Linked DNA regions of Mus musculus: region 1 is linked to region 2. The links are chromatin loops, found by intact Hi-C in ENCODE. Cell type or tissue: left cerebral cortex. All regions are shown on one strand. Each heading gives the region's core, and the rest is flanking DNA. Links, peaks and the distances in the headings are about the cores only.

Region 1 (9,067 bases), core at 717-8,716, 52 kb after region 2:
TGAGTTAAATGAGCAAAGTATGTTACTTTGCTCATTTAACTCCCTCATTTCTTTTCTTGCCCTCTCTCCCTGACTCCCTTTGTTCTTTCAAATGCCCTCCCTTCTGCTTCCAGGATTTCCACTGTCTACACATGAGAGATGAAAACATTGAACATTGGCCTTTCTGAGTCTGGCTTCCTTCACCTGACATGATCTTCGGTTCCGTCGGTTTGTCTGACCACACATGCCATAATTTTGTTCTTCTCTATGACTGAATAAAAGTCTCATTGCATATATATATATATATATATATATATATATATATATCCTTTATCCATGTATCTGCTGATAACTCCTTGACTAATTCTATGGCATGGCCATCGTAATTATTCCCCAGTAAACATGGACATGCTAGCATTTCTGTAGTGTGCCAACTTACAGTCCCTCTAGTATATTATAAGGAGTAGAGCAGCTGGACCATATGGCAGCATTAGTTTTGCTTTTAAGTAACCTCCATACGGATTTCTGGAGTGGCTGCCCTGAATTTATATTTATATTCCCTTTTCCTGCATCTTGGCTGGCATTTGTTGTTCTCTCTCTCTCTCTCTCTCTCTCTTCTTTTTAAAAACCATATAGGGCCAGGTGTGGTGGCGCATGCCTTTAATCCCAGCACTCGAGAGGCAGAGGCAGGCGGATTTCTGAGTTCGAGGCCAGCCTGGTATACAAAGTGAGCTCCAGGACAGCCAGGGCTATACAGAGAAATCCTGTCTCGAAAAAACCATTAAAAAAAAAAACCCAGATAGGGCTTCCCATGAGGCCCAGGTTAGGTTCGACCTTGTTATTTAGCCCAGGGTTACCCTGAACTCTCGATCTTCCTTCCTCCACCTTCTAAGTGCTAGGATTACAAGTGTATGTCACCAAACCCAACAAAACATATATTTAAAATAAAACTTGCAGGCTGGTGAGGTGGCACTTGAGGGTGATCATATGAGTTTGATACCTGGAACCCACATGGTAGAGGAAGAGAACCAACCCCCATAGATTTCTCTTCTGATTTCATGTACTCCCTGGCATGTGCGCTCGTGGCACACACACACGCGCGCGCGCACACACACACACACACACACACACGCACATACTCAAGAGAAAATTTTAAAAAGCAAATGTTCTTAGTATAGAGGTTCATTCCCACAACCTCAGCAATAGGAAATCTGAAGCAGAAGGATTACTGGGCGTCTGAGGGCAGCCCGAGATACTACAGCAGCACAAAGCCAACCACAGCGTGATCCTGTAGAATGTAGATGGAGAGAAAAGGTCGCTGTTTTCCTCTAACTTCTGAGCACTGTCAGTCTCCAATGCAGCCGGTGGCTATTCACAGGCAAACAGCGAAACTGCTTCATCGTGAGTCATCCCATCTGCTGTTGCACCTCAGAAGGACAAAGCAAACAGCTAATTGCTGTCCTAGCAGAACCTCGAGCTGAGCTTCCCTTAAACTTCAACTTGAATTTGGATCTGGGAGAGGTTACCAGTTTGGAAAATTTATCATTGCACAAAGCTCCCTTCTATGATCAAGAAGCAGAATCATGCAATTGTTCAAGAGCAGCCTGGGTTTATGAGACCCTGTCTCAAAAACCCAAAGAATGGTAAGGGGCATCTATCTGTTCAAAAACTGTCAAAGAGGGAAGGGAGAGATCCTCTAACTTAGTTTTGTTGTGGTGGTTGTTGTTTTTGTTTTTCAGAATCAAAAACCAAGGGCTAGAGCTGGAAAGATGGCTCAGCGGTTAAGAGCACCGACTGCTCTTCCAGAGGTCCTGAGTTCAATTCCCAGCAACCACATGGTGGCTCACAACCATCTGCAATGGGATCTGATGCCTTCTTCTGGTGTGTCTGAAGACAGCGACAGTGTACTCATATTCATTAAGTAAATAAATAAATAAATTTTTGTTTGTTTGTTTTTTTTTGTTTTTGTTTTGTTTTGTTTTTTTTTGAGACAGGGTTTCTCTGTATAGTCCTGGCTGTCCTAGAACTCACTCTGTAGACCAGGCTGGCCTCAAACTCAGAAATCCGCCTGCCTGTGCCTCCCGAGTGCTGGGATTAAAGGCGTGCGCCACCACCGCCCAGCTTGGATAGGTTCTTGTTGTGAAATTGGGGCTGACCCGGTACCTGTGCTCCTTCTGCTTCAGCCTTCTGAGAGCTGGCACACCATCCTGGGTATTAAATGCATATGGGTTAGGAATTTAAGAAAAAATATGTCATCTCATAAGCATCTGTGGAAGCTGGACCCAGCTTCACACTGCCTGCCTTGTCCACTGCTGGCCTAGCTGCGGGCTGCAGCCTTCATCCTCGGGTGGGTGTTAAATGGCCATAATCAGTTAGGTGCTAGAGGGATGGCTCAGCAGTTATGGGTACTTGCTGTTTCCAGAGGACCCGGGTTTAATTCCCAACAATCACATGGTAGCTCATATCATTCACAACTCTAGTTCCAGGGGATCTGACATCCTCTTCTGACTTCTGTGGGCACCAGGCTCACATGTGGTGCATAGACATGCATGTAAGCAAAACACTCATCTACATCCTTAAGCAAAATTTTAAAGTGATCCTAATGTAGAGTGAAGCCCCAGAGTCTGTTCTACAATGATGAAAGCAAGCACAAGTGCGCACAATGAATGTGGGAGTGAGTACAGGGGTAGGGAGGGAACAGTGACAAACATAATATTCCCATAAAAGCCTCGAAGGAGTAAAGGACAATTGAGATAAAATTTGGAGGGAAGACATCATAGCTAAGCAACTCAGAGGGGACTGTGAAGAAACCACCAAAAAGATATTGTGGGGTTAACTGAAGGGAACATAGATAATGGACGCAGTGAGTGAACAGGCAGGCAGTCATTTTATTATCCCAACCTCATCTCCCTTCATAAAGTATTTCAGATACCTTATAAGGACACACATGATATGGCATAAGTTAAAGGGCGGAAACCAGGAGGTGAACTCAGAGCACAGTCAAGCACCGGGCTCCAAATGCATACCGTGCTGCCGCAGAGGGTGGGCCCAAAAGTTGGTTTTAAGCTTTCTAGCAGCCAACAGGAAAGGGGAAACCTTGCTGTTACGCAGTTCACAATGTCCAGGAGATAAAAAACAAACCTAATTGCTCAGAAGGGCAACTGTTCTCAGTCCTAAGATCAGACAGGAATTCCTCCCAGGGGCCTCAGAGAGGATGCTGTGGGATACAATGAACAACATCCTTGACAACATCCTTCCAATAGCGGCAGCAACAAGTTTCAAAGGACCTGTTTTTCCATAAGAGCCCTTAGGATCAGCCGCTGGTCAGTATCCCAATAAAACCAGGCCGTTAGAAACCAAAAATAGCATGTGAAGGTACAGAACAGGGAATCTAGTGGTCACATGGGCGAGAAAAGACAGTTATATATAGGCACATGCACACATACGATGTCTCTGGAAGAATACATTGGCAATAGAGGTTGCCTGGACGGAGAGGAAGTAGAGAACTAAGGCCTGGGACAGGAGAGAGAGACTTCCTTTTCACCCTATACCAGCTCATACTGCCTGGATTTCAGTAAGCATGGTTTATCTTTTTGTCAACAAGAGCATTGATTAATCGTTAAAATAATAATGGCATTGAAGGGTCAGAGGGTCAGAGGCATTTTGTCCCTGGGCTGCAGGCAGGGTGAAGATGTTCAAATATTAGCTTTGATGTTCAAACAAGAAAAGGAAGTGAGATGGGCTGTCATGCACGCCTCTGTTTTCAATGCTTAGGACTCCAAAGCAGGATGAATGTGAATTCAAAACCAGTCTGAACTGTGTGTGTGTGTGGGGGGGAAGGAGACAGGAGAGAGGGAGAGGGAGAGAGAGAGTAGAGGGAGGGAGGGAGGGAGAGAGAGGGGGAAGGGAAGGAGAGAGAGGACTCAGTGTCCCAGTGGTGTGGCTTGAATCTGTGATTATCTGAGACCCCACACTCAGAAGGATAAGGTAGGCTGATCAAACGTTCTGAAAGAAGATCTTGACAGAGATGAGAGAGAGGAAATTGTGATCAGAATACAGCATATAAATTTTCAATTGAAAAAAAATGTTCCAGGATAGTCTGGGGCTACAATAAGAAGGAAGAAAAACAATCTTTATTGCGCAACACTGGGCATGAAGGGGCTTTTAATAACTGCTGCTTTATCTCATTTGCTCCACATAGTAACCCTGCTAGGGACATTTACCACAGCAATCTTCCTTGGAGAAGACACAGAAGTTGAGCTGCTTTTTTTGTTGCTGTTCTTCCCATCATTGATTTTTAGGGTAGATGAGCAAGAGGGAGCAAAACACACATCTGCACAGCATTTGAAAAAGCAGCCATGAAGGTGGAGGCACCCAGGGACTCCCTACTTGGTGTTACCTCCAGAGAAACTTCTTTCCATTTCTTCACCGGGGCTTGGAGTGGTGACAGATCACTAGAGTTCAGGCTCGGGATCAGAATTTACTCAAAATTAGGAGAACCCAGCAAAACCAGGAGGTCCAGTGTTAAATGCATTTCAGAAAATAAACAACCAAACAAACAGCAAAGATAATGTTGGTATGGGTGTTACCTGGCCTTGCTACTTAAAAGCTACCTCCATACAAGGCCTTTGTCTAAAACATGGTGCGGGTGGAAGAACAGATCCTCGTTTCCTGACCAGAGTGGAAATCTTGGTTTGTCATTCCATCCATGCTGGCCTGGATAAGTTGGGGCCATTTTTCTCTGTTCTGCTTGGCTGCAGTGAAGCAGTTGTGTTGCAAGTGTTCTATTTTGCCAGGGCGCCTCTTTCCTGATCCTCTGCCTGGAGAAGCTGGATTCTACTCGACATTCTTCTGTTGGCATATCTGAAAACCTGTCTAGCACCCAAGACAAGATAGAGGAAGCAAAAGGAGAACCCGAGGTGCCCACATAGTCCCTAGTTAGTCTTCCGTTTTCTTCCTGTCTTTAAGAACATTACATTTAAAAATGCATAATGTTCAGTGTAGTTATCGGTAAGCTCTGTATCTTTATTTTCCAAACCTAGCGACCCTACCCAGGATTCCTATTACTAGCTGAGGTAAGAACATTTTGGGGACTTTAGAAGAATTTTCAGCCACAAAGAGGGGAACAATAAGAACGTTCTGTACAGCCCATTGTCCCTCCTTTTTTTTTTTTTTTTTTTTCCTAAACGGAATTGAGCTGACCAGTCAATTTTCTTGCCCAAGTTCTGTTAAAGTTTTACTGAGCTTTCAGAACCTTGGCTAACTTCCCTTTTCATGTATTTGCCAGTGACATTGAGTTTGTGCTAATGAGGCCCTCTGCTGTCTGCAGAGAGTAGGGCACTGCCATAAATCCCGAAGAGGGAGCACTTTCTTCCGTAGTAGAACAAGTTCATGAATTATGTCCAATTATTAGAGTAGCTGATTCCCAAAGCCAGGAGATTTCTAGAGCCCTGATGCTACTTAATTTCACAACACTCTTTTCTTCTTCTCACAGATGTTTGTAGTGACACAGTTTGAAAATAAACATTATTTCAAACTGCATTTTAGACATTAAGTGACAAGCTCTCCCCTTAATATCCAAATTAGGATCTGAAGACCACCTTGGCGGTCTCAGTGAAACATGGCTGGGTACAGTAATCAATACTGTTGGCCAAAAAGAGGAGACCACTCAGAGAACGAAAGCTAGGAAGACATGTAGCCCTGCTTGCCTGAACCTTTCTGGGACATTTCTTTTCAGCAAACCAAGATGAAAGTTGAATGTTCAATTTCAAGAGCAATGCAGGCCCCAATCTATTCGGAAGGACATGCTTTTCCTATCAGGAGCCTATTCTGATCCACTAAAGCCTGAATAGGAGCTGGAGGAAGGCAAGGGTAGCTGACCCTATCAAAGCTCAGAGGACCTGATAAGGACGCCAAGATACACTCATTCTTCCATACAAGTTTCCGCCCATCTTCTGCCAACCTCTGGAACACAGTTACCATTGATGTCGATTCCCCATTGTTCCTGAGTGGAGAGGACGGAAGGGAACTAACACTTACTTGGGAAGAGGACTCTTATCAGGTCCTCCACACAATGTTTTATCATTTACAGCAGTCATAGTAAACAGTATGGAATGACAAAATCCTCCATGGACTCTAGCCTGCTTCCATACTAGGTGCTTCACCTTAGTTGCATTTAACCCTTACAACCTTTGAAAGGTCCTCTTTTCCCACCTTGGGTTTCCGATCTTGAACCTGGACTTGCATAGCTAATACTTTTACCTGCTGAACTATCCCATCCTGCTTGCCTGCCCGTGTCATGTTTTTAACATGTGTCTACTGGTGTTTAACATGTTTGTAATGTTTATTTGTCATTCTTATATCATTTCTTACTGATGTTTCTTAGTGGGAGCTCTTATCTAAGTCTTGAGTTTTAGCTGGCTTTTTCTGACAGTTTTAGTAAGGGAAGCAGGGGATGGGGTATCACTTTAGTATTGCCCTTTAGGGAGAGACGTATAGATTTCCCATTTAGCCTCCACTGACAGCCACATTGGAAACTTCCTCCTTACTAGTGTGTGCAATGAGAGGTCCATGACTAGGTTTCCCATGACACCTCCCACTTCCTGAAGAGGAGGAGTGGGAGTTCCTTGCTGTTATTCCCCACATGGCCTCCATTGACTTAACAGAGTGGGGAATAACAAGTGAGGTACATCCCAGACGTTGTGGTTTTTAATGTCCAACTCAGTTTTATTCTGTGTGTGTGTTCTGTATACATGTATATACACATGAATATACTATTCTATCGCACTTTACCTTATTCTTTTGAGAAAGGATCTCTCACTGAACCTAGGGCTCATTGTTCTAGTTAGGCTGACTATCCACCTGGTTCTGCCTTCCAGTGCTCTGGATACTATGTGCTTTTTGTGGGTGGGGTTGAGGATCTGAATTCATTGCTTCATGCTTACACAGGAAGAACTCTTCTCATTGTGCAACCTCTCGAAGCCCCTTTAAAAATTGGCATACATTCTCTGTACACAGTAATGGGTTTTATAGACATTTATACAGACTCTTAAAATACAAAATTAAATAAAACAAAAACAACTAAAAGTGGGCTGGGCAGTGGTGGCGCATGCCTTTAATCCCAGTACTCAGGAGGGAGAGGAATTTGAGGCCAGCCTAGTCTAAACAGCAAGTTACAGGATAGCCAGGGTTAAACAGAAAAGGCCTGTCTCAACAAAACAAAACACCTAAAGATGAAACTACCATATGACCTAGCTATGCAGCTCCTACACACATACCTGAAGGGCTCCAAAACAGCTCATTACAGAAAAACTCGTGTACCTATCTTTTAGAAAGATTTTATTTATTTTATGTATATGAGTGTTTCGACTGCATGTATTTATATATACCACATGTGTTCCTGGTGTCCACAGAGAATAAAAGACAGTGCCAGATTCCTTGGAAATAGTTAGATGGTTGTGAGTCACCATGTGGGTGCTTGGAATTGAACCTGGGACCAGCCATCTCTCCAGTCCCAGGCATCCAACTTTATTGCTGCATTATTCGCAATAGACAAACCAAGGAATAAGTTTAGATATCCTTCAATAGATTGAATAAATCCCAGCACTCACACTGGTTGGCTCACAATAACTAATAGCTCCAGCTCCTGGGAATCTGACACTCTCTTTGGGCCTTATGAAAAACCTACACTCACAACACACACACACACACACACACACACACACACACACACACAAAAAAAAATCTTAAAAAGTAAAATAAAAATTAAAAAGAAAATGCGGTATGTACTTATAAGAAAGCTTTGTTCAACCATGAAGAATAAACTATGTTTTTCTTTTTTAGGAAAATGGATTTGAGATCATTGTACTAAGCTGTCATAGTTAGCCTTTGTCAACTTCACACAAATGCAGACATACTTGGGAAGAAGGAAATCTCAAATCAGTCATTGCATCAGTCAGCCTGGCCTGTGGGTCATTTTCTTGATTGTTGACTCATAAAAGGAGGGCCAAACCCCTTATGGGTGGTGCCATCCCTTGGCTAATAGTCCTGGGCTATATAAGAAAGCAAGCTGGGCAAACCATGGGAAGCAAGCCTGTAAGCAGCACCCTGCCATGGCTTATGGTTCAGCTCCTGCCTTCAGGGTCCTGCCCTGACTGCAACCTGTAAAGTAATAAACTCTCTTCCTCCTAAATAGCTTTGGGTTAGAGTTTTATCCCAGCAGCAGAAAAAGCAAAGTCAAAATATAAGCCAAACTTAGAGAAATCCTGCATGTTTTCTCTCCAGTGTGGGCCATAGATTTTATAGGTACATAAAATTGTGCATGTTTATAGACCATAAAAGTTTTATTCTCAGTCACCACAAACTGGAAGCATACATGTTCATCAGTGGCTGGATGCTTGAGCAGACTGTGGCGCACTCACATCATCTGGCTCATCATAATAAAAGAACAATCGACCAATACATACAACAGCTTCAGTGTAGCTCCAGACGATCAGGCTGGATGAAAGAGCCAGTCCTGCGCTGGGATGTAGCACAGGGGCAGAGCGCTTGCCTAACATGAGCAAGGCCCTGGATTCATTCCCTAACATTCAATAAATAAGCAAGCAAGCAAAGAAACAAATAATGCCAACTCCCAAAGGTCATATGCTCCTCGATTCAATTTCAATAATTATATTTAGAGTTAAAGAAGGGCTGAGGTGGCTATAAAGAGCAAGACAGGGATCTTTGCATTTTTTGAGAGAAGAGAGAGAGAGAGAGAGAGAGAGAGAGAGATTGCTCTTTGTAGTCCTGGCTGTTCTGGAACTCATTATGTAGATCAGGCTGGCCTCAAACACTCACAATGATCTGCCTCTGCCTCCTAATTGCCAGGATCAAAGGTGTGCCCTATACTGTCACTCAGCTCTGTATTGGTCTTTTTTAAAAAATTATTTTATGTCTATGTTTTCCTACCTATATGTCTGTGTTCCACATGTGCCTGGTACCCATCGAGGTTAGAATAAGATGCTGGGGCTGGCGAGATGGCTCAGCGGGTAAGAGCACTGACTGCTCTTCTGAAGGTCCTGAGTTCAAATCCCAGCACATGGTGGAT
Region 2 (9,067 bases), core at 814-8,813:
ACTCTTGTTTTCTCCAGTTCTTGTAAGATTACAGTGGACCAAGATCTTCAGAGAGCAATTACTTGCCTTTGTGAACAAGTCTCTTAGCCTGAGGGTAGGGGTGCAAAAACAACCTCATTACCTACTTCATAAATCATATAGAATGAGAGTAAGACCAAGAGCTGACCTAGGGAGAAAGGCCAAGCATATGGCAGGGAGAGGTGAACCCTGTTAGCCTTGAGTTACAAATTCTTTTTCGCACTGTCAACCACAGTGTCAGAAAAAAATAGTTCTTACAGAAACTCCATATTCTGTGGCTGCTGTATTATGGGCTCCAGGTAAGCAATGGCCAAAGAGAGGACATGAAGCGATTAACGAAAACTCAGCCCTTGCTATGGAATGAACTTAGGCCCAGAGATGGGAGTGATATGGTCTCATGAACTACAAGCTACTCTCCTGTGCCAAGCTCTTGTTCTTGTTTGGTTTGCTTGGCTTTTTTTTCCCTTTAAATAAACCTTTCACTAAGATCTAACTGTAGGGAGAACTTCTGACCTTGTCACAAACTAAGACATTCTAGAAGGAAGCATAATGTATGTGTTGAATTACCTACTTTGCTTTTACCTAGGTTAATTTTACAAACTTCTTTTTCAGGAAGTTTATAGATCAATTACTGGTAAGGGCAAAAATGAGAAGGCTTGGAACAATTGTGGAGGTTGATTGTGCCAGCCACAATGCATCAAGGAAAAGGAGACAGGCATAAACACTTATACAAGGTTCATGAGATTTAAGATCCACAGAGGTTAAACTGCATTCCTGAATAAATCATCAATATTTCTAGTCCTAATGACACTCTTAATACAAGACATCTCAAAAATTAGCCATCAAAGTTGGGGTAATGAGGGTGGTTTTGACGAGCAGTTTTTACTTCTGTGAATGAGGGCCAGGGGAGAGCAGAATGCCTTTTTTAAATGGAGTTCAGTTCTGCCTGCCATCCCTAGTGTCACTCAAAGATTGTTTGTGAAGCTCACTCGGGACCCTGTCCAGGAGGGAGCTGAAAGGCACAATTCATTGCTCTTGCCATCATCCAGTGCCAGGGTGTGCCCCAAATCATTTGCTAGAGCTGCTTCTCCAAGAGAGTATCTTTTTATTAGGGTTCTCCTTGCCGTCTCCTACACCATTGCCTTCAGCATTTGCATCTACATCCTTCCCACTTTCCTGCCCAACAAAGTTAGGGCTCTAAGCCCTGGCCATGCAAGGCAATTCACATGATCTACAGAGAACAAGGCACTCGCTCTGTCAACGTCTTGTCTTCTTGCTTCCCTCCTTCTGGACTTTGGGGATTTTCCATGGAGTCAAAATAACTATGTAAGTGGCAGTTGCCTTCCTGTCTATAGTCTCCCACATTGGAGTGGAACCAGAGGGGAAGAGAGAAGATAAGAAACAAGGACAGATTACACCATGACATTTCAGCCTCCTTATTCCCCCAGCCTCTTCAGAAAAGGGGACAAGTAAGTAGTAAGAACTAGATAGAGCCTCAGATAGGAGGGTTGTGGTTGAGGAGTAAATGGGGAGAGGTGGTTTTGACCCATCCCATTAACACTGTACTAATGCTCAGACGCTCAATATCCTTTTTGTATTTCCCTTTCTAGCTCCTAACCCAGTGTTTGTTTTGTGGCTGGTCCCACACCTCTCGCATCATGTCCTTTTCCGCTTCTCCTGACATAGGACCCTGTGTTTTGCTGGCAATATTGCTGAATCCTTGGGTGGAACATTCCCTGTAGAAAATACGGAAGACTTTCCTATAAATAGTTTCCTTCTGGCTATGTGGTACACAATGCTTCAAGTGTGACAAAAAGGGAAGTAAGATAGATGTTCCCCCTCACTGCCTCCTCCAACCTACCACACCCACCCAAAGCCTGCTCTCCACCCTTTTTCAGCATGCTTCGATCCAGTGTGAGACTTCTGATGCTGGGATTTTTCCCAGTTACCCATCTACTATCTAGTTGGAACCCCAAGTAGCAGGAGCTCTTGTCCTGATGACTTTGGCTTTTAAAGTAGAACAGACCAATGGGAACGTGATTGCATTCTCCCAACTCAAACAACACATTACCTTTCAGGGCTCCTGAAATGAGGAGAGTTGATTCCATCGTCATTACATACTCTCCTTTAGGAGGTCACCCCTGAGGGAGGCAGGGCCAGTTATGTCTGCTTCCTTGCAAAATACTGTGATTAGAGCTAAAAGGAAAAGCCAGTGAAGGGCCTAGCTCATCAAGTGCTGCTGGTGTGCTCACTCCAGGTCTAGGCTGTATTCATAAGTTGTGGGATATAAAAGGCTTAGAAATATTTCTCAATATTGATGCTGCTGGGCTGTTGAAGCCTTACGTTACTAGTTTCTTTATGGAGTCCACTTGCACAGGACACAAGAATATATATGATCAGCACTTTACTAGGAAGTATTAGACCAGATAATGGATATTAATGTACTGTGCAATCTTCTACCCCACTCCAAGGTTTCGTGCAACTATTTTGAGCAGAAGCATTTTCTAGTGTGTTCAGAGTTAACCCGAAAGTTAACCCTTTAGGTTCTTCCCCCCTCCTTCAACCTTCCCTGTGCTTGTTATCAGAAAGTCTTTGTGTGGAGACATTTGAGTCAGTTGTTTCCCTTCATCCTACACTGAGGTTCTGTCTTTCTTTGGAACCTGAGCTACAGCCTGCTTTTCATATGACAAAACTATGGGCATATACAAGAAGAGAGACTTGTCTAAGTATGGGTTGAATCTACAGGATAGTAGATCATTCAGAAGAAAAAAAAAACTTCCTGGTATAAGCTTGCTCCTTCCTTCCTTCCCTCCCTCCCTCCCTTCCTTCCTTCTCCTTTGACAAAGGTTTACTGTGTAGCTCTGACTTTGTACATCAGGCTGGCCTTGCACTCACAGAAACATTCCTGCCTCTGCTCCTGCCTCTTGAGATTAAAAGCATGTGCCACAATGCCCAGCAAAGCTTCTTTTTTTACCACATTTTAAAGGCTGGGTACAGAAAGAATAAGAAAAAATGGGTAGATTTAATTGAGGATGCCAGTAAGTGGGGGCCCAAACTTAGAGGTTTGATTAAATTGTAATTGTTATTACAAGACTACACACTTTATTTAGAATAGCCTGTGCTCTGGAACTATATATATTCGTTCTTTTCTAAAGTTCTTTGGGACAGTTTGAATATTTTTTAATATTTTCACCATCCCTAAATGTCAAAAAAGGTGACTATGCCTAAAACTTAAAGTTGGCCTTAGAACCTCTTGTATACCACCAATGTTTGCTAGCATCCTAGAGGCATTTTCTCTTCACCCTGTCTTCCTCCTTACCTGTATTTGACACCTCCAATTCATCCCTCTAACTTTGTGACTTCTCCTTTTTCAGTAAACCCTCTTTTTGATTCACAATTATCCAATAGCTGGTATAGTAGAAAATAAACTTAGTTTCTAGGTCAGTATATTTGGGCTGAAATGTAATTCACTATCTTGGACAGGGGAGCCAAACCCTCAATTTCTTCATTTGTAAATGGTAGTGACAGTGCCTGTAATGCAGGGTTTGTGGTACATCCATCACAATGTCAACCCATAGTTAGTATGTCATTGATGGAAACTATTACAGTCAGTGAGTTGCAAACTCAGCTTGGTTTTTTTTAATTGAAGTATAATTAATTAGTGAGCAATTAATTAATTATTATTCAATGCAACCTCGTGGGCAACCCCTATTTCCTCCTTTCTCTTTTTTTCCTCAAAGTACCTGAATTTCTCTGTCACTGTTTCCAAATGAGGGAATCTGCACCAAAATGATTGTTTTACTTTTGTCCTGTACACCATTTTTCTGGTGTTATTTTGCCTCTGCCTACCTGTCTTATCCCTCTCCCGCTGCCTTCCCACCATCTCCCTTGGAATTTTGAGGTGAGTAGCAGTAGTTTAAGAATAATTTAACAAAACAATAAAAAAATTAACTCAGAGATTCTCTCAGACCAAGAAAGCTCTAGGTGGCAGAGGGCAGATAATAGAGCAGGGAACTCTAAGAACAGCTAATCAGCTAATTTAAAAGTGGTTGGTTTGGTTGGTTTGGTAGGATTTTTTTTTCCAGACCTGTTTTTCTGCCTAGCCCTGGCTGGCTGTCCTGAAACTGTGTAGACCAGGCTGGCCTCAAACTCCAAGATCACTTTTTTTCCTCTTTCAGATAACACTCCCGACGACCTATAAATACTATCTCTACTTTGTTCTGCTTGCTGGATACCTCTTAGTTGCAAATACCAGGTTCAAAGAGCCTGAAGTTTAAAATGTCCAGAGGTTGGCATTATTTCCAGACTAAAATGGTCTGAAATGGGCTTATGCAAAAGGTTTGCTTGGAGAGTTTATTGTTCAGCTCTCTGCAACTGTAGTGAGAATTGAATATGTTACCATTAAAATCTGCTAGTTGAGCCTTATTTCATAGTTGAAAACAGTGACTGTTAAGTTATAATGCACTAAAAGCCAGGAAGAGGTCAAGGCCTGAAGATTGGGCTTGGCTGGGGCCTTGGCCAGGATGTCAGTACCAGGTACCTGTTTAAGAGAAATAACCTGAAGCAAATAATTACCTCCTTTGCTGATAAGAGGTCCCAGTACTTTTCCAATAACGTGATTGCACTAGAATATTTCATTGGACCATAACTTGTGGAGCACTGATTTATGGGTACTTACCTTAACATCATGCAAACTATTGTATATGTTGGTGGAACCTAATGTTCCTCTAGTTCTGGTTTGGTTGGTGTAAACAGTATTGGTTATTGCATCACTTATTCCTTTTTCTGCCCATGCTGTTTCTTACATTTGCCGTTCAGATTTTGTCCACCAGGTGGCCTTTCTTAGGAAGGAGCAGGAGGAAAGAACCTTTTAAGTCTTAGATGCCGCCTTCTTTTTCATTCCTTCCTTCCTTTCTTTTTTATGCCAAAAGAATGAAACTATATTTTAATGCAAATGTGTAATTTTTATTAGACAACAGTAACCTTGTTTCTTTACAGCATCGCTACTCTTAAATGGTATATGGATTTATTTTGGCAAAAATATTTTGCCATAATATATTTTGGCAAAATTTCCCCTTGGGATGGAGGTTCTCTTTGGATTCCCTGATCATTCATTATTTCATATTTTATAGGAATAATGAAACAAGTTGAAAGGAAACTAGAAAGTCTGAACATGTAGATGGAGCTGTTATCAGCACGTTGAGATTCCTGGGAGGCACGTCCCCTTGGTGTTAATACTTCAGGGTTCTCAGTTTGGGAACTCCTGGGGAAATCCTAAATCTTGCTTTCTTCTGGCTCCTGTTTACACGGTTACATTATCGCAGGAAAGGATTTTCCTGAGGCAGTTGATATGTCACTTTGCATTGTAGTTTTCTTTTCAGCTTGTTGTTTATTTTAAAAAGTAACAAAATTTTGCTTTTAAAAAATAGTGAAATCATGTTGCTATAGCCTATAATCCCAGTATTTAGAAGGCTTGTGATTAGAGGCCAGCCTGAGCTATGTAGACAGACCCTGTCTAGAAAGACATTAAGGGAGGAAAGAGGGAAAAGAGAGAAGGAAGGGCTGGAGAGGTAGCTCAGCGGCAAGAGCACTGGCTGTTCTCCAGAGGACTGGGTCGATTGTTGCGAGGTTGGCTCACAACCTTCTGTAACTCCAGAGAATCCAACAAGGCACTCATGTGGTACAGTCATTCATACCAGCAAAAGACCCATACACAAGAGATAAAAATAAATAGGGACAAGAGCTCTCAGGTAATGGTGTTGAATGTATTTTCTTGGCAGAGTAGGATAGAGAGAACAAAGAGAAAATGACTGGTATCTGTTGTCACTCCATTGTCAACTGTCAGCTTTCAATATCCTCTGTCATCCACCCACTGCTCCTATTATGTGTCCATCCTATATCTCATGCAGACCACCCATTATTCCCATAACTATACTTTTCAAGGAAGAAATAAACTGAGTGGGTTCTAAAATTTGGACCAGGCTCGGTAAGCATCCGGCTAGGTGAGGTGACAGCTGCGTTTCTCAGTGCGTGAATATGCAGATGGAAAGCCTGTTTCCAAGGAAAGAGATTGACTGAGGGGTTAGTTGGCTGGAGAAAGTGAAGAATGGTGGGAGTAGGCATTCAGAGTGACTGGAGAGCACTGCAGAGCCAGTTAGAGCATGCCGACTGGCACCCGAAGAACTTTTAAATGCAGTACCGCCCTCTGCTGAATGCTTTCTACCTCCTGTTAGAGCATTTCTTCTTTCTCTAGAAATCGGCTCCGGTTTGGGTTTTGCCAGCCTCCAAAGTCCTCTTTGGAAATGCCAATTGGCACAAGAAAGTGCTGAACTGTTTACAGTCCCTGACTAAGGTTCAGGGAGGGGATGTGGTTTAACTGGGCCACAAAGCCCAGTACAGGACTCATTTGCATGGCCCCTGACGCCATGTGACGCAGCTGGCTCCTCCTATATAAAGAAGCAGGAGCCGAAATTATCTCTGAGTCTGGGTTGGACTGGCTGCTGTGGAGTTTGTGACATACTAGGTGACACCCTTGGAGTCACTTCTCTTCAACTCCAGCTTAGAAGTGCCTGCCTGGCTCAGGGTCTGCACTGCAGCCTACTCCTTGCTTCAGGGCCTGACTGCAACGCCAAAGCCTATCCTATAGCGGCGCGCCAGCAGCCACTCAAACCAGCCACAGCTCCCCGGCAACCGAACCATGAACACCGAAATGTATCAGACCCCCATGGAGGTGGCGGTCTATCAGCTGCACAATTTCTCCATCTCCTTCTTTTCTTCTCTGCTTGGAGGGGATGTGGTTTCCGTTAAACTGGATAACAGGTAACCACTGACTCTAACTCGAGCGCTGAAGTGAGCCAGGGAGCCTGCAGGGGCTGGACTCTGAAGTGGACCTCAGAGCTAGCTAGCTAGCCTTGCGCTGGTCCCTGTTCCCCGCGGTGTAGCATCCTGGGAAGGGGCGGGGGTAGGGGACGCAGGAAGGGGGGTCACCTCCGCGCTGGGATCCGCCGGCGGAGCGTCCCTGCGGCTGCTGCGTGGTGAAAAACAGCAGCTGCAGCCGGGAAGGCAGAGGGCCGGCGAGCTAGGCAAGGCTGGGGCAAGGAGAAGGCCGAATACTTCTAAATTGAGAAGGAATTCCTAGCTAGGTCCGGAGTTCGGTAGGTTTGCCTGGGACCTTAGGGGCCTGCAATAGGGACTTCCCTTGGGCATGTGCTCCATTGTTTGCAAATCGCCCAAAAGCAGGCCGCTCAGGCCAGGGAGCCCCATAAACCGCGAGGCTCCAATCCTTTGGAACTCAGGGCAGGGCGGAGCCCTCACAAGGCTTGTGGGGGTTGGGGAAAGTGCAGCTTCCTGCAGGGGCTGGAGAGGGACCTAAAGACTAAAGTGTCTGTCTGGACTTCAGGCCAGGGAGGTAGGAGAGAGGAAGACCCTAGGCAGATGGAGGACTTCGGCCACAGCTGTCTTGTACACTTAGAGTGACTAATAGGTGGCTATGCTTTTTGTCTTTGCAGTGCCTCCGGAGCCAGTGTGGTGGCCCTAGACAACAAGATTGAGCAGGCCATGGTGAGTAGCATCACTGCGTCCTTGCTGTCCTCTGCCTTAGCTGCAGCTTATGTAACTCGGAACAGGTCTAAGGGCATAGGTGCAAGGGTTTTGCCAGGACCCATCCTCATTGGAGACCTTAGAGTACAATTAGCAGGATACTCCGTCTTCACTCCTCCATCCCAGGGCTTTACAGCAGCCTCTGGCTTCCTCCTGAATGGTGCAAGGGGAGAGCTATGACTCTTGAATTTGTCTGCCTCCTGCAGTTGGCAGAGACCAGAGCTCATTGGATGCAGTTGCACTGCAGTGCCTCTGCAGAACCTGGACTAGGGTCAGGAGTTGGGAGGAAACAGAAAGTAAAGCACCCCACCCTTTTGCTGGCCCAGTTCTGACTAGGTAAAGGTTATATTCCACCAAGCAGCTAAAATGCTGGAGAAGCTTGAGACTTCTTTCAGTGAGAGGCTCTTAGAGTGTGCTATAAAGCTTAATGTCACAATTCCCTATCCCTCAGTAGATTCAAAGAGTATATTGCAAGCTCTGTCGTCCCTCCCCAGACCAAGGTTCCTGTGTCCTGTCTGAGTGTGTAAGACAACTGTGACTCGGTGTACTGTGTTACGTGCAGAGGAGGAAATGCCAAAATAGATGAAATAACAATTTCATATTCTTGGAGAATATTTGTAAAGGTGCACTATCGGCTTACCGCAGATTTGTGCCAGCACCAGGACAAACTTAAGAGAGTTCTTACTCTAGTCAGACTTGAAAGTCATTAATAATTTTGAGGGAACCTGCCTGGAACAAAGCTGGACTCCCAACCCTGGTATGGCACAAATCCTGTAAGTCTCCCGGACAAGAGTCTTAAGCGCTTTGGAGAAGAGAGCGTAAAGGATAGAGCTTCAGGCACAATATAGTGTAGGAAGGCTACATGATGGTGGCATGAAGACCAGTTCAGTGGAGTGGTGGCAGGGTGGCAGCGCCGCGGACGGGCTGTGATGACTAACATAGCTCTGTCCCACGGCAGGACCTCGTGAAGAACCACCTGATGTACGCTGTGAGAGAGGAGGTGGAGGTCCTAAAGGAGCAGATTCGTGAGCTGCTTGAGAAGAACTCCCAGCTGGAGCGCGAGAACACCCTCCTGAAGACGCTGGCAAGCCCCGAGCAACTGGAAAAGTTCCAGTCCCGGCTGAGCCCTGAAGAGCCAGCACCTGAAGCCCCAGAAACCCCGGAAACCCCGGAAGCCCCTGGTGGTTCTGCGGTGTAAGTGGCTCTGTCCTTAGGGTGGGCAGAGCCACATCTTGTTCTACCTAGTTCTTTCCAGTTTGTTTTTGGCTCCCCAAGCGTCATCTCATGTGGAGAACTTTACACCTAACATAGCTGGTGCCAAGAGATGTCCCAAGGACATGCCCATCTGGGTCCACTCCAGTGACAGACCCCTGACAAAGAGCAGGTCTCTGGAGACTAAGTTGCATGGGGCCTAGTAACACCAAGCCAGTGAGCCTGTCGTGTCACCGGG

The links. A loop is a pair of places that touch in the nucleus more often than their neighbours do. Peaks named below come from ENCODE experiments on the same cell type or tissue, not always from the same donor. Only the 100,000 strongest peaks of a DNase experiment are listed, where the experiment ranks them.
Region 1: a loop joins it to region 2, with 2.2 times the contacts of the local background. A loop is called at or near these places in 21 of 42 quality-filtered maps.

What each region holds. Positions count from the first base shown.
Region 1 is chrX:140,488,253-140,497,319 of GRCm38, reverse strand. No RefSeq gene overlaps it. Among named protein-coding and RNA genes, the nearest start is that of Prps1, 36 kb to the right of the region's middle. In left cerebral cortex, for the core only: a CTCF peak has its summit at 5,301 (motif pointing left); DNase peaks (open chromatin) are centred at 1,378 and 5,296.
Region 2 is chrX:140,540,616-140,549,682 of GRCm38, reverse strand. Tsc22d3 (TSC22 domain family, member 3) reads left to right here. Exons shown (of 4, transcript NM_001077364.1): 3 at 7,527-7,578; 4 at 8,576-9,067. The coding sequence ends at 8,815. Among named protein-coding and RNA genes, the nearest start is that of Gm39538, 11 kb to the right of the region's middle. In left cerebral cortex, for the core only: CTCF peaks have their summits at 4,845 (motif pointing right), 6,239 (motif pointing left) and 8,813; DNase peaks (open chromatin) are centred at 7,367, 7,585, 7,809, 8,651 and 6 more places; H3K4me3 peaks cover 2,876 bases; H3K27ac peaks cover 2,391 bases.